2 separate regions of the Homo sapiens genome follow, and region 1 is linked to region 2. The links are chromatin contacts, found by Hi-C or POLR2A ChIA-PET in ENCODE. All regions are on one chromosome and are shown on one strand. The core of a region is the stretch at or near the end of the contact, and the rest is flanking DNA. Distances in the headings are between cores, read along the strand shown.

Region 1 (6,889 bases), core at 3,600-6,099, 41 kb after region 2:
AGGCTGCAATAAGCTAGGATCATACCACTGCACACCAGCCTGGGCAACAGAGAAAGGCCTAGTCTCTAATAAATAAATAAATAAATGAAAGAGGACTGGATGAGAAATCTGATCACAGCCCTGTGATGCTGACAACTCACTTTCCCTCAGTTTACTAATCCATAAGAAAGGATGCAGAGTGGAGGAAGGGGACTAGATGGCTTCTCACACTCTACAGTGGTGGTTCTCAGTGTGTGGTCCCCAGTCAAGTAGCATCAGATTTACCTGGGAACTTGTTAGAGATGCATATTTTCAGGGTCCACCCTTGAACTACTGAATCAGAAACGCTGGGGTGGGGCCCAGCAGTTTGCAAACCATTGCTCTATGGCAAGGTCTTTATGGCACCCAGTACCTCCTAAGCCTGCAACCTGCCCATGGCAGAGCATGTGATAGCATGGCAGGCCACTGTGCTTTGCAGAGCTCTGAGGAGTGCTCTTCACATTTCAGGCATTGTAGATCTGTAGAGTTATTAAGACAATTTTCTGGTAAACCGAAGTAACATGTCTTGAAGAAGGGACACCGTTTTCTAATTGGACTGGAGGTGAGACTTGCAGGGGCCAGATTCAGGGCAGTCTGTGCTTCCCTGTGAGACCGCCCACACCTTTCCTCCTGGGCGTGTGCTGCTGTACTGTTCTTGCTATTTGAAAGCCTGAAAGGAGAGATTCCACTGGAACTTGCCTCCCCTCACCAGCCCTCCTCCAGAAGGGATGTGTTTCCGGTCCAGTGACGCAGAACTGGAAGGACCCTTGGATACTTCCTCACCCAATCACTTCATTTTACAAATGAGGAAACTGAAGCCCAGGGAGATTAAGAGACTTGCTCAATCAAGGATATAGAGAATGAGTGGCACAGCCAGGATAAGACATGGGTTTTTATTAGAGGTATAGCCCTGCGAACATCTGCATTGAGTGCTACTCAGCCCCAATTCTGAACATGTTTCTTCTTTCAATCCCACCTCCCACATCTATCCCCAACACACACACACACACACACATGCGTGCGCTCACACACATATGCTCTCACACACTCACACACACACTCACATGCACACATTACTCTAGGGCTCTCATGGTTCCCTGCTATCTCCCTTTCCATACCCAATAGGAGGAAAGGACATGAAACTCAGTCCTCTCTAAAGCCCATAGGACTGATGCTAACTCCAAGGACAGTCTTGGGCAGTATAGGGAGTTGCTTTTCATTGGAAACAAAGCCTCCAGGTAAGGTAAGGGTCCACTGGCTTATTTTTAGGCATTCGGAGCAGTTAGGGAAGGTGTACTGGAAATGGAAAATTTCCAGGCCTCCCTCCCCTGCCACATGGCTAAGTAAAACCCATTCTGCCTGCCTAGGAGATTCACAGGACCTGTGCAGCCACCACCCACCCCCATCCCTGCCAAATTTGGGAGGCAGCAGATTTAATTATTTAACTCAGCTCTGAGTCAGAGATGGCCCAAGCATCAGAGCCCAAGCCAATGCTGTCAGGGGTGAAATTACAAAATGATCCCCTTAGGCCCTGACCACATCATCCCTGAGTTATTAAGACCCAAAGCAGAAAATCAGAAATTCTCCAGCAGCCTCTGCAGCAGGCTTCCTCCCAAGGGACTGCACTATTCTTTGTGGCTCTGAGACCCACATGTGGGAGGCTTTGTCCTTCCCTCCCTTGCTGAAGTGTCTCTAAATGGGGGAAGGAATAGAGGAGGTCTGGTTGGGGGCATGGAGGGAAAAGAATGTGTTTGCCCCAACCAAGCAATCATAACCATCTGGGAACTTCTGGCTATAGAGGGAGTTAATTTAGGTCACAGATCCAGGCCCCCCAAGAGCCAAAGCCTCAGGGAGAATCATAGCATCACAGATTCGGGCACCTAGCTAATGCAGACATTACAGGATGGTAGTTAACACATCAACTAACTCCACTGTTACACCCACAGCCCTTCCTAAGGGTAAATACTCCGCTCCTTGTCTCTGCAAAAGGCAGCTAAGGGAAGCCCTGTTTTTACCATGTGACCCTATCACCCTTTGGCCAAAACTGACTGGAGAAGTGGAAGTGGGAAGCTAAACCCAAGTGCGACAAATCCAATAGTTACATGTGGTTGGTGGTTACCATAATGAACAGCACAGATACAGGACACTGCCATCATTTCAGAAAGTTCTATTGGACATTACTGGGAGACCGGCTCCCCCATTATCTTCTTTTGTTTTGTTTTTGTTTGTTTTAATTTTGTTTGTCATTCACCAATAATCCCATTATCTTCTATAATAGTGGTAGGCAAACTTATCCTGTAAATGGCCAGATAGTAACTATTTTAGGCTTTGAAGGCTATAAGTCTCTGTTACAAGCTACTCAAACTTGCCATTGTAGCATGAAAGCAAGCATAGACAATATATAAACAAATGAGTATGTCTGTGTTCCAATAAAATTTTATTTACAAAAAAAGGACAGTAAGCCATATATGACCTCTGTTTAGTTTGCTGATCCTTGCTCTACCACACTACTCTATTTATTTCTTTCACAGTGCTAAGTGTTTTGTAATAACTTGTTTACTGTCTCTCTCCCCATATCAGACTGGTAGCTCCATGAGGGCAGAGCCTATGTCAATTTTGCTTGTTAGAGAGAATCCAATACTGACATATAGTATAGGCTTAATAAAACTTTGTTGGCTGACTGAGTGAATAATGTGCCATTTACTGGACTAGGGAATGCCAGAGAAGGAACAGTTTTTGAGAGAAGATAATGATTGTCTTTAGGGACATGCACGTGTTATTATAATTTCTCATTTTTATTATTCTCTCTGGAGTCCCATTCAGCTCTAACCTTCTTTAAATCTCACTAGTTTTGAGGTCTGTGATGTTTTTCAGAGTAGCTGCTTTTTGGACTCACTCTCTGGGAGGCTGTAATTGGAGGTCCAGCCACTGGGGGGATTCCCTGGGACATCCACCATGAGCCAAAGCAGCAGGAAGAAGATTTGGGCCTGGCCTGCCCCTCCCACACATTTGTCAGCATTGGCTCCAAGAACTCAGATTCCTTTCCCATTCTGTTTGGGCTCAGCTAAATTAGAAAGACCAAATCTGTGACTTAAGGAATTACTTCATGCAGAATTTTCAAAATTTCAGTCATTCATGTGCCTCCTTCACAGTTTTAACTGCATTTCCATACCGCCCACACAGAGGCTTACTTAATATTTTCAGCTCTTTCAAACATTTTTAATGTTCAAATTAAATTGGATCACTCTTTGCTCAAAAAATCAAACAGCCTCCCATTACAGAGTAAATTTCGGAGCTCTTACCGCAGTCCACAAGGCCCCATGTCATCTGGCCCCTGGCTACTTCTCTGACCTCATTTCTGCCATTCATTCAGTCAGCCACACTGACCTCGTATTCTTGGAACATTCCAAGCAAGCTGCTACCTCAAAGCCTTGGCTCAACCTACCTAGAATGCTTCATTCCTCACACATCATTCCTCAGAAGGGCCTTCCCAGGCCACCCTATATAAAATATAAAATAGCAGCTCTGTTTGGTCTTCCAAATAAGTTTTAGAATCAGCTAGAAAAATTAAACACACACACACACACACACACACACACACACACACACACATTCAGAATATTGATTGGGATTGCATTAAATTTCTAGAATAATTTGGAAGAACTGACATCTTTATCATATTGAGTTTTCTTCCCATCCATGCTGGATCTTATTTGTTTAGGTTTTACTTTATAGTTTTCATTAAAATTATATAATTTTCTTGATAAAGACTAGGCGTACATCTTTTATGAGATTTATTTCTACACGTAAACAATGTTGTTGCTTTTGAAAGGTTATCTTTTAAAACATTATATAGAAAGTGCTTGCTATAATCCTGTTTTTATTTTTAATATTATTTATTTATGCCCTCTCTTCTTTTCTTCATGGTGAGTCTTACTGGTATCAGAGGGATGTTAAAGAACTACTAGCACCTAATGGAGACATTCTTCTTGATATAATCAAAAGTATTGAAAAGGAATGAAAAAGGGGGTAATTAAATATTCTTTAATGCTGATATTCATGTGGAAACTTAAAATTATTTTCTGTCCTACCAATGCTATATGACTTCCATACGGGGAAACATTGATTTATTAAATGTCATAACCACATTGAAATGCCTTTAGGGCTGTCAGTTGCTTTGGCTCACCTCTAGGGCCTGTCTTTAGCTCGGGAGTAACAGAAGGATCTGGGTTAGGAGACATGGGTGTGAAAGGTATCCCAGAGAAGAGGGGGATCCTAGAGTCTGGATAAGCTGGGAGGCCCCCTCTCAACACCCCATAGAGATGTGCTGTCTCTATGAGAAGTTGTTCAAACAGAGGGGTTGCCTAGGGCAAGGATCGGAGGTGGAGGGAGCAGGGGGTGGCACAGGCTTCCCTCCCTTTCCCCACCAAAGACTCAGGCTCTGGGTGTGAAGCAGGAAATGGGGTCTTCTTAGAATTGTTGAGGTTTCCTGGAAGCCTGTGAGGGCTGAGACCATCTGGCTTTCTAAAGTTCACTTTCTGGTGGAGGAGGGACCCCTATCTGGGGACATAGGCTCACTAGTTATAGATACTGAGGCCCTGGGGGTACAGATGCTGGACTGGAGGAAGAGGCTGTTAGCCCTGGACTCTTCCAGTCTCCACTGCTATTTACCCATGACCACACACTCCCTGTCCTCTGGTCAGTCTTTGCAGCCTGTGCTTGTCAAATCAAACTATGTGTTCTGGGAAATATGAGCATTTTAAGGCTCCGCCTTATCTGATAAACCCTTGAACTGAAGAAGGCAGGAAGCCACAGGCTCCTGGGTGGGCAGTACCTACCTGGGGTTACCCCCGACCTCAGAGGGGAAGGCAGCTGTTCTGAGTCATCAAGTAAGCCTAACAACTAACACCCACTTACACGTTCACATCATCAGAGAGGGAGGCGAAGGCCAAGTTGAATGCCTGGAACGGGGGCACTGAGAAGAGCAAAGGCTTTGGGATGACAGGGCCCAGGTTCTAGTTCTGGCTCTTCCACCTCCTAGCCATATCTATTAGATAACCTCTCTCAGTCTCTGAAAGCCCAATAACACCATGGTGCAATGCGATCCCACTAAAAAAAATTGTAGGCTAGGTGCAGTGGCTCACACCTGTAATCCCAGCACTTTGGGAACCTGAGGCAGGAGGATCACTTAAGGTCAGGAGTTTGAGACAAGCCTGGGCAACGTGGTGAAACCCCATCTCTACTAAAAATACAAAAATTAGCCGGGCGTAGTGGCGTACTCCTACAGTTCCAGCTACTTGGAAGGCTGAGGCAGGAGAATCGCTTGAACCAATGAGGCAGAGGTTGCAGTGATCCCAAACTGTGCCACTGCACTCTGGCCTGGGAGACAGAGCCTTGCTAAAAAAAAAAAAAAAAAAAAAAAAAAAAGTAATATTTTGTAAGCTCATATGAATTTTATAATTAAGAAAAGAACAATGGTAACAGTTTATTGTAAAGTGCTAGACAAATACATATTTTCTATTGTTATTTTTATCATTGTTCCTTTGTCCAGTCCTACAGTCAGAAAATATCACATAAGAAAACAATGCCTTCTTACATGTCCCTTACTAGAGGCAGACAGATTTTAGGGTGGGAGTGGTATGGGAGAAAGCAGAGGCTTTTCTCTTAAAATTTAAAAATATTCATACTAAAGAGGACTTCAAAGAGGTTACAAACCCAGGGCCAGGCACAGTGGCTCACATCTATAATCTCAGCTCTTTGGGAGGCCAAGGTGGAAGGGTCACTTATGCCCAGGAGTTTTAGACTAGCCTTGGCAACACAGCAAGACTCCATCTCTACAAAAAATAAAAAATTAGCCGGGTGTGGTGGTGTGGGCCTGTAGTCCCAGCTACTCAGGAGGCTGAGGTGGGAGGATCACTTGAGCCAGGGAGGTCGAGGCTGCAGTGAGCCATGATCACACATCTGCACTCAGCCTGGGTGACAGAGTGAGACCCTGTTTCAAAAAAAAAAAAAAAAAGAGGATACAAATCCGGGAAGCCATGGAATGGTAGACATGGAAGCACCTACAGTAATACACTCCGTATGGATTTCTCAAACACGTATGTAAAAACATAAATGAAGTTCTCAAAAAAATGAGATGTCCTGTCTTAAATATTTGCAGGATATAAGGGTCACTCAGCTCTTTTAGCTTTATTTGAACACAAAATATTTAATATTTTGCATGTAGAGAATAAGAGGTAGTCAGCATGAAAAGGGAGAAGAAAAAGATTTGCAATCAATGCTGTGTAGGAAGAAAGCAAAATGACAAATATGAGCCTACTCAGCAGATGGATATTAGAGAGACTGAGGAATAGACAAGGGGCAAATAGATAGAGAGACAGAGCAGAAAGAGGAGAAACGAAGCTGTGAAAGCAGAGACCATTCCCAGGCCCCATAGCTGGGTGACAACCTCTGAGATGATCCAAGGAGTCTGGCTCTGATTAGAAGACTTTATTCACTCAACAAATTGTTATGTTGTGCATACTGTGGGCCAGGACTCTTCTAGACATTAGAAGTACAAAACTGAACAACTCCAAACCTCTACTCTCATGTAATTTATATTTTAGAGGGAGAAGACATAATAAACAAGTAAAGCTAAAAGTATGACATGTCAGGTGGTGATAAAACTTTAGATAAAACTAATGCTGAGCGAGGGCGACAGGAAGCGCAGAGGAGAGGAATGAGGGAGAGAGGTGGGAGCCATGTGCTATTCTCTGTAGCTGATTCCATTGTCAGCCTCACCAGGAAGGAACCATTTGAGCCATGGCCTTAAAAGACCCATGTGAACTCACATGCAAAAAAATGCAATAGGAATCATCACAAAAGATGCAGT
Region 2 (6,230 bases), core at 1,444-3,943:
CTGCCTTAGCCTCCCAAGCAGCTGGGATTACAGGTGCATGCCATGAAGTCCAGTTAATTTTTGTATTTTTAGTAGAGACGGGGTTTCACCATGTTGGCTAGGCTGGTTTTGAACTCCTGACCTCAGGTGATCTGCCCACCTTGGCCTACCAAACTGCTAGGATTACAGGCGTGAGCCACTGTGCCCGGCTTAAATTATTTTAAAAGTTGATGTGAATTATAATGTATGAAAATTGAAACTACCTAGAGTTACTACTTTTTGTTTTATAAGTACTATTTTCCCCCTACAAAATAGGCAAGATGAAATATTTGGTAACACTATTGAGTGAAAGTCTGAGGAAAGACACTTTAATTTATTGCTGATTGAGCTCAGCCCATATCCTAGGACCTTCCATTTTCCTCAGTGGCCCAGTGCCTCATGGAATTTTATCTCTTTACCTGAGGGATTTTTTTTCTGAACTGTGGAAGTCCGTGCTGGCCACCAGCAGGCCAGGCCAGGGTATTATCCCAATTCACACCTCCACATCCCAGAGCAGCTTTCCTCCTATGACTCCTGGGAGTTTCACCTTCTTCACCTTTGATAAGGAAATTCCAGAAGTAAGTATTTTGCACCATTTCTCAGAATTATTCACTGTAGTATCTGGCTTAATAACACATCCCTTTAATGGCTGCCTTCCCATCCCTGCGTCATTCCCTCTCCCCCAGCTTTCTGGTGTTCCCTGCACCTCCCAAATATACAAATGCACTAGAATCATTGTCACAAAGATAGGTTGTTCTGGAGGAACCTCAATCAAGATATAAATAGTCCCCGGGAGTGGGCAATGTCTAGCAACGTTACAAATTTACATGTCCTTTGACCTGGCAAATCTAATTCTAATAACAATTTTAACAAGTATATTCACACATGTGCAAAATAACTTATATAATGTTATTCACTGAACCACTATTTGTGATAGCAAGAGACTGACACAATTTAAATGCCCATTAATAGGGAACTGGTTAAATAAATCAAAGTTCATTGATACAATGAGATACTATGCAGCAAAAAAAAAAAAAAAAAAAAAAATGCCTGCTAACTTGGAACAATCTTCAAGATTTATTTAAATGAAAAAACAAGATACCAAACAGCATGTGTGATACACTACCATTTGTGGAAAGGGGGGAGCATAAACAAACATGTATTTGATTGTAATCACAGATTTTCTTTCTGGAAGAATAAGAAACTGGGAAACTTTTCTCTTTTTTTTCTTTTTCTTTGGAGTTTCCTCTTGTTGCCCAGGCTGGAGTGCAGTGGTGCAATCTTGGCTCACCGCAACCTCTGCTTCCTGGGTTCAAGCAATTTCCTGGCTCAGCCTCCCGAGTAGCTGGGATTACAGGTGCCCACCACCACACCTGGCTAATTTTTGTATTTTTAGTAGAGTTTTTACTGCATTTTGACTGCATTTGACTGCATTTTGATGTGGAATTTTTTTCACATTTTGAAGTACTTTGGATTTTTTCCTTTTTTTTTTTTTTTTTTTGAGATGGAGTCTTGCTCTGGCGCCCAGCCTGGAGTGCAATGGCATAATCTCAGCTCACTGCAAGCTCCGCCTCCCGGGTTCATGCCATTCTCCTGCCTCAGCCTCCCGAGTAGCTGGGACTACAGGCATGTGCCACCACGCCCAGCTAATTTTTTATATTTTTAGTAGAGACGGGGTTTCACCGTGTTAGCCAGGATGGTCTCGATCTCCTGACCTTGTGATCCACCCGCCTCGGACTCCCAAAGTGCTGGGAATACAGGCGTGAGCCACTGTGCCTGGCCAGGAAACTTTTCTTATATAAACCCTTTGGTGCCTTTTGAATTGTGAGCTATGTGAGTGAATTACCTATTCAGAAAAAAATGACTTAATTGAAACCTTTAAAAAATGAATGTGGAAAAAGATTTTATATTCAGAAAGTTATTTTGAGTCATTTCAGAAACACATTTATTTGTGTAAAGTTAGATGTAACTACAAACCACAAAACTACAAATTGCAATATGTCCAACAAATGTGTACCAACAGCCACCTAGAGCTTTAAAGGTTTAGATAATGTGTTAATTAATCAGAGAGGTAGAAAGAATAAAAGACAGGTTAAGTTGTTGAAGATCCCAAAGTCACAGTTGGGGGACTTGGAAGCTCTCATTATAAATAACATCTCACCTATCCTGTGAACCTGCTATGAGATTAGAATGTACATGTTATAGGTGAGGAGACTAAGGCTAGAGAGCTGAAGGGACTGGCTGAAGGTCACTTAAGCAGAACTTGAATTCCAGGTCTATCTGACCCCAAGGCAAGATATGTGCCAACATCCCCTCAGTGCTATCTATTAAAGATTCAGACCTTGATAAGAGGTGATAAGAGCATTGAATAAGGGGTCATCGCCCAAGGTCCAGGCCTGAAAGTACTCTAGTAAGCAGGAAGGATAGCCATTTGGTCTTTGGCCCCTTTGTACAGATTTTCATGCCAGAGCCAGAGCATAGAGTCCACATCTTTCTGTGACTACAGCATGACAATGCCATACTACAGGGAGGGAATCTATCAAAACTGGTTTGGAAAATATTTTTGACAAACATCTAGTAAACACATTTTTTGTGCACTAAGCTGAAAGTTCTTGAAAGTACAGATCATTTTGCCTTTGTAGCCCCTGGCTCAGTGCCTGGCACATAGAGGTTTCTCAGAAAATATTTGGTGAGTGAATGAATGAGCCAACAGTTGGCAGCACAGTGTGAGGCAATGCAGGAAGTCCAAAGAAGTAAAATACACAGTGCTAGGTTATAACTCAGTTGAGGAGACAAGACAAAAATATCACAATACTTAGGTAAGCATAGGAGACAGGCTATAAATAAGGCCCCCGTGTCAAATGAAGCCTGAGCTACATGCAATCAGAAGTAGAAGAATAGCCCTGTACAGTACAGTGATGGGAATATGTCATCTAGATAGGCAGAGATCAAGAGGAAGGCATTCTAGGGAAGACAATTTCTAGTGGAGATGTTTTATAAGCCCAAAAGCTTGACACAGGGGAAAAAAACTATAAGATTTGGAATTAGGCCCAAGGTTTGAATCCCAGATCTACCCTTTATTGATGGGCACAATTACTTAACCCCTCTGATAAGGATACTATCTCACAAGACCATTGTGAGAATTAAGCTAATTATATTGAGAACCTAGTCCAGTGACTCACTCATGGTAGGTGTTCGATAAATGATTTTTCACCTTCGTACATGGAACCCAAAAGTCTTCAGCCAATGGCTACAGGTAACAGTGAAGAAAGGGTGCTGGCTGGAACACTGGGAGAGATTTAGGGGGCTAAGCTCCAGGAAACAGACTGGGATGGAAGTAATGTGGGGTGGGAGAATGGGACTTCAGAGCCAGACTGAGATAGTTGGACTCTACAGCCCCACCTGTGGCCATTTTAGATGGCTGGTATTAAGGATCTTGTCCTTCCTAGAATGCTAGGCTGAAGACAAACTGGCAAGAAGGAGGACTAAGGAGAGGGCAGAGGAAAGATACTTTTCTCCAAGCCCTGAGATCCTCCAGACCTTGAGCCAGCTGGAGAATAATGGGGAACTGAAGTCCCCCAATAGTATGTGGGGCCTCCCCAGATCCAGGGACAGTCTAAAACTGGATTCGGGTAGTGGGGCCAAGGGAGATCCTCCACTGCTGCCCCTGAACATCACCTTAGCCCCACAGCCTCAGTGAGCAATCCAAGCTCCAAGCCTAGACACAAAGCCCTCTCCTCCTCTAGATCTTAGTCTCCCTCCCTTGGCTTGTTGCTCTTTGCTCCTTCACTTATCTTTGTTTCTGTTTTAGTCTCTATCTCAGCTTTTCTGTCTCTGTTCCAATTGTTCTCTCCTTCTGTCTTTGTTTCTATCTAAAAGTTTCTTTTTCCATTTTACTCACATTTCTCTGAATAACAAGGCATGGCTCCCTGGGAAATTTTCTTTGCGTTACAAAAACCCAAAACAAAGCAAAACAAAGACACCCAATAAGCCCGGGTGTTTTGGTATTCACAAAAGCATATGAATCTAAAAGCCAGTAATAATTTAGATTCATACCTCTATACCATAAACAAAAATATATCTTAGACTATTAAAGAGTTAAACATAGAAAAGCCAAATCACGGAAAAACTGCAGGAAATTGAATTTACTATTTATCAGATCTTTGAAGGAATGGTAACTTTCAAAGCATTAAAGCAAAGAAGAAATCATGAAGGAAAAGATTTTTATTACAGTGGTACATGCTTGTAATCCCAACTACTGGGTGGCAGGTACAGGAGGTTAGTGGGGGGCAGTGGTGAGATGGGAGGATTGCTTGAGCCTAGAATTTCGAGACCAGCCTGGGCAACTTAGTGAGACCTCATCTCTCTTTTTTTTTTTTTTCTTGAGATGGAGTTTTGCTCTTGTTGCCCAGGCTGGAGTGCAGTGGCACAGTCTCTGCTCACTGCAACCTCCGCCTCCCAGGTTCAAGTGATTTTCCTGTCTCAGTCTCCCAAGTAGCTGGGATTACAGGCGCCCGCCACCATGCCTGGCTAATTTTTGTATTTTTAATAGAGATGGGGTTTCACCATGTTGGCCAGGCTGGTCTCGAACTCTTGACCTTAGGTGATCCGCCCACCTTGGCCTCCCAAAGTGCTGGGATTACAGGTGTGAGCCACCGCGCCCAACCTGGTCTTAAAAAAAAAAAGTGAAGCTTCTGAACAAAGAAAAGTAACAAGATAAAAATAAAAAGTTTTCAGTAAAGCAAATAATAAATATTTAAATTATATAAAGTTCATATCATAAAAAGAACAATTAAAGCCTGAGTAAACATATTATCCATAAGTTGAAAAATGTCAACATAAGTAAAAATGCTTAGCTTCTTATTTTCAGGCATATGCAATTAAAACATTAATGAGAACCTTTTCCCTGCCATTATTCTAGCAAAAAGCAAAACAATGATAATACACAATGCTTGTGGTTAGGTAAATTTGTACAACACTTTTGGACTGGTATTTGGCAATAATTATCAAGAAACTTTAAACTATTTGTACCTTTGTTCCTTAATTCCATTCCAAGAGATTTATCCCAAGGCAGCAGATTTTAAACTATGCTTCTGGCAAGCCAAGAAGTGCTACAGAATTGTCTGTGGAACTGATAGTAGGGATATACATTAACCAAGGTTTGGGGCTATAAGCAAGAAAAACTAACCCTGATTACCTTAAGCAAAAGGGCAATCCACAGGGAAAACTTGGACACAACAGAATCAATGAGAAGCTACAAAACCATGTTCTGAAAATAGGCAGGAAACAAGAGAATTCCAGAGGGCTAGGCAGCTGGAACTACACTACAGGTCACGGAGCAAGAACAGTTAGGTGCATGTGGCACTGCTGCTGAGAGGAAAATGACCTCTAATTACCCCCAAACTGTCATATGCCCGTGATTCATAAGAAAGGATGTCTGATTGACTGAACCTAAATCACATGCCTCAGGCTTTTCAAGGAAGCAGGAGGTGAGGGTGAAGACTCTAGGTCTCTGGTTTCCTAATGGGTGATGGGAACTACCTCTCAAATCTACACACATATGGGGAACCCTCAAGCAGAAGACTTGGGTACTAATTGCAGGATGATATGGATGCTGGACAGCTGAAAAGCAGGAAATATTTATCAACTACTGGGTGATATTCAGAGATGCCGACCACATAAAGCTCTCAGCTTCCTACCCCCACTTCAACCAGAGCAACTCCACTTTCATCACCTTTTCCAAATAGGCTTCCAGGCAAGATTTTGTCTGCTGAAAGGTTTCTGCAGCTTCAACACATTTAAGAAGCCCTTGTGGATCGCCAAGAAGGCTGGCTTAATATACCTTACCAACTGTTTTCTCCTTTGCTGTCTTCCAGTGACAAGACTGGAACAATGCTTATTTTTCTAGTCTCCCTTACAGGTGGAGGTGGCCATGTAACACAATTCTAATCAAATGAGACATTAAGTCTGTATCCACTGGAGGTTATCTGGGGATGATAAAGACAAAAATGTAGACCTGACTGGCATTATCTCTACCTCTTTCTGCCATGAATGCTGATGTTACAACTGCAACTTCAGCAGCCACTTTGAGAACATAAACATGAGAAAATGGCCAAGAGAACCAAAGCCAACATCCACCCACCTCTGAATCTCTTGTTATATGAGAAACATAGCCTCTTACTTTAAAAGCAATTTTAAGAAGTTTTCTTTCC

Evidence for each region. A loop is a pair of places that touch in the nucleus more often than their neighbours do. ChIA-PET counts read pairs that join two places held with the same protein, here RNA polymerase II (POLR2A). Pooled maps may share reads with other maps.
Region 1: a loop to region 2 is called in a map of prostate gland, with 2.4 times the contacts of the local background. The contact joins two enhancer-like sites. A Hi-C loop is called at or near these places in 18 of 168 maps with a recorded cell type or tissue (IMR-90, Right ventricle myocardium inferior, aorta and 10 more), 4 of 37 single-sample maps with no recorded cell type and 25 of 50 pooled maps. POLR2A ChIA-PET finds 5 or more read pairs at or near these places in 16 of 52 experiments (A549, A673, AG04449 and 12 more).

The regions. Positions count from the first base shown.
Region 1 is chr11:14,410,487-14,417,375 of GRCh38, forward strand. No RefSeq gene overlaps it. Among named protein-coding and RNA genes, the nearest start is that of RRAS2, 55 kb to the left of the region's middle. Within about 2 kb of position 4,850, at least 5 of the 41 ENCODE cell types and tissues checked have a DNase peak (open chromatin) inside an H3K27ac peak, as active enhancers do.
Region 2 is chr11:14,371,703-14,377,932 of GRCh38, forward strand. No RefSeq gene overlaps it. Among named protein-coding and RNA genes, the nearest start is that of RRAS2, 16 kb to the left of the region's middle. Within about 2 kb of position 2,694, at least 7 of the 41 ENCODE cell types and tissues checked have a DNase peak (open chromatin) inside an H3K27ac peak, as active enhancers do.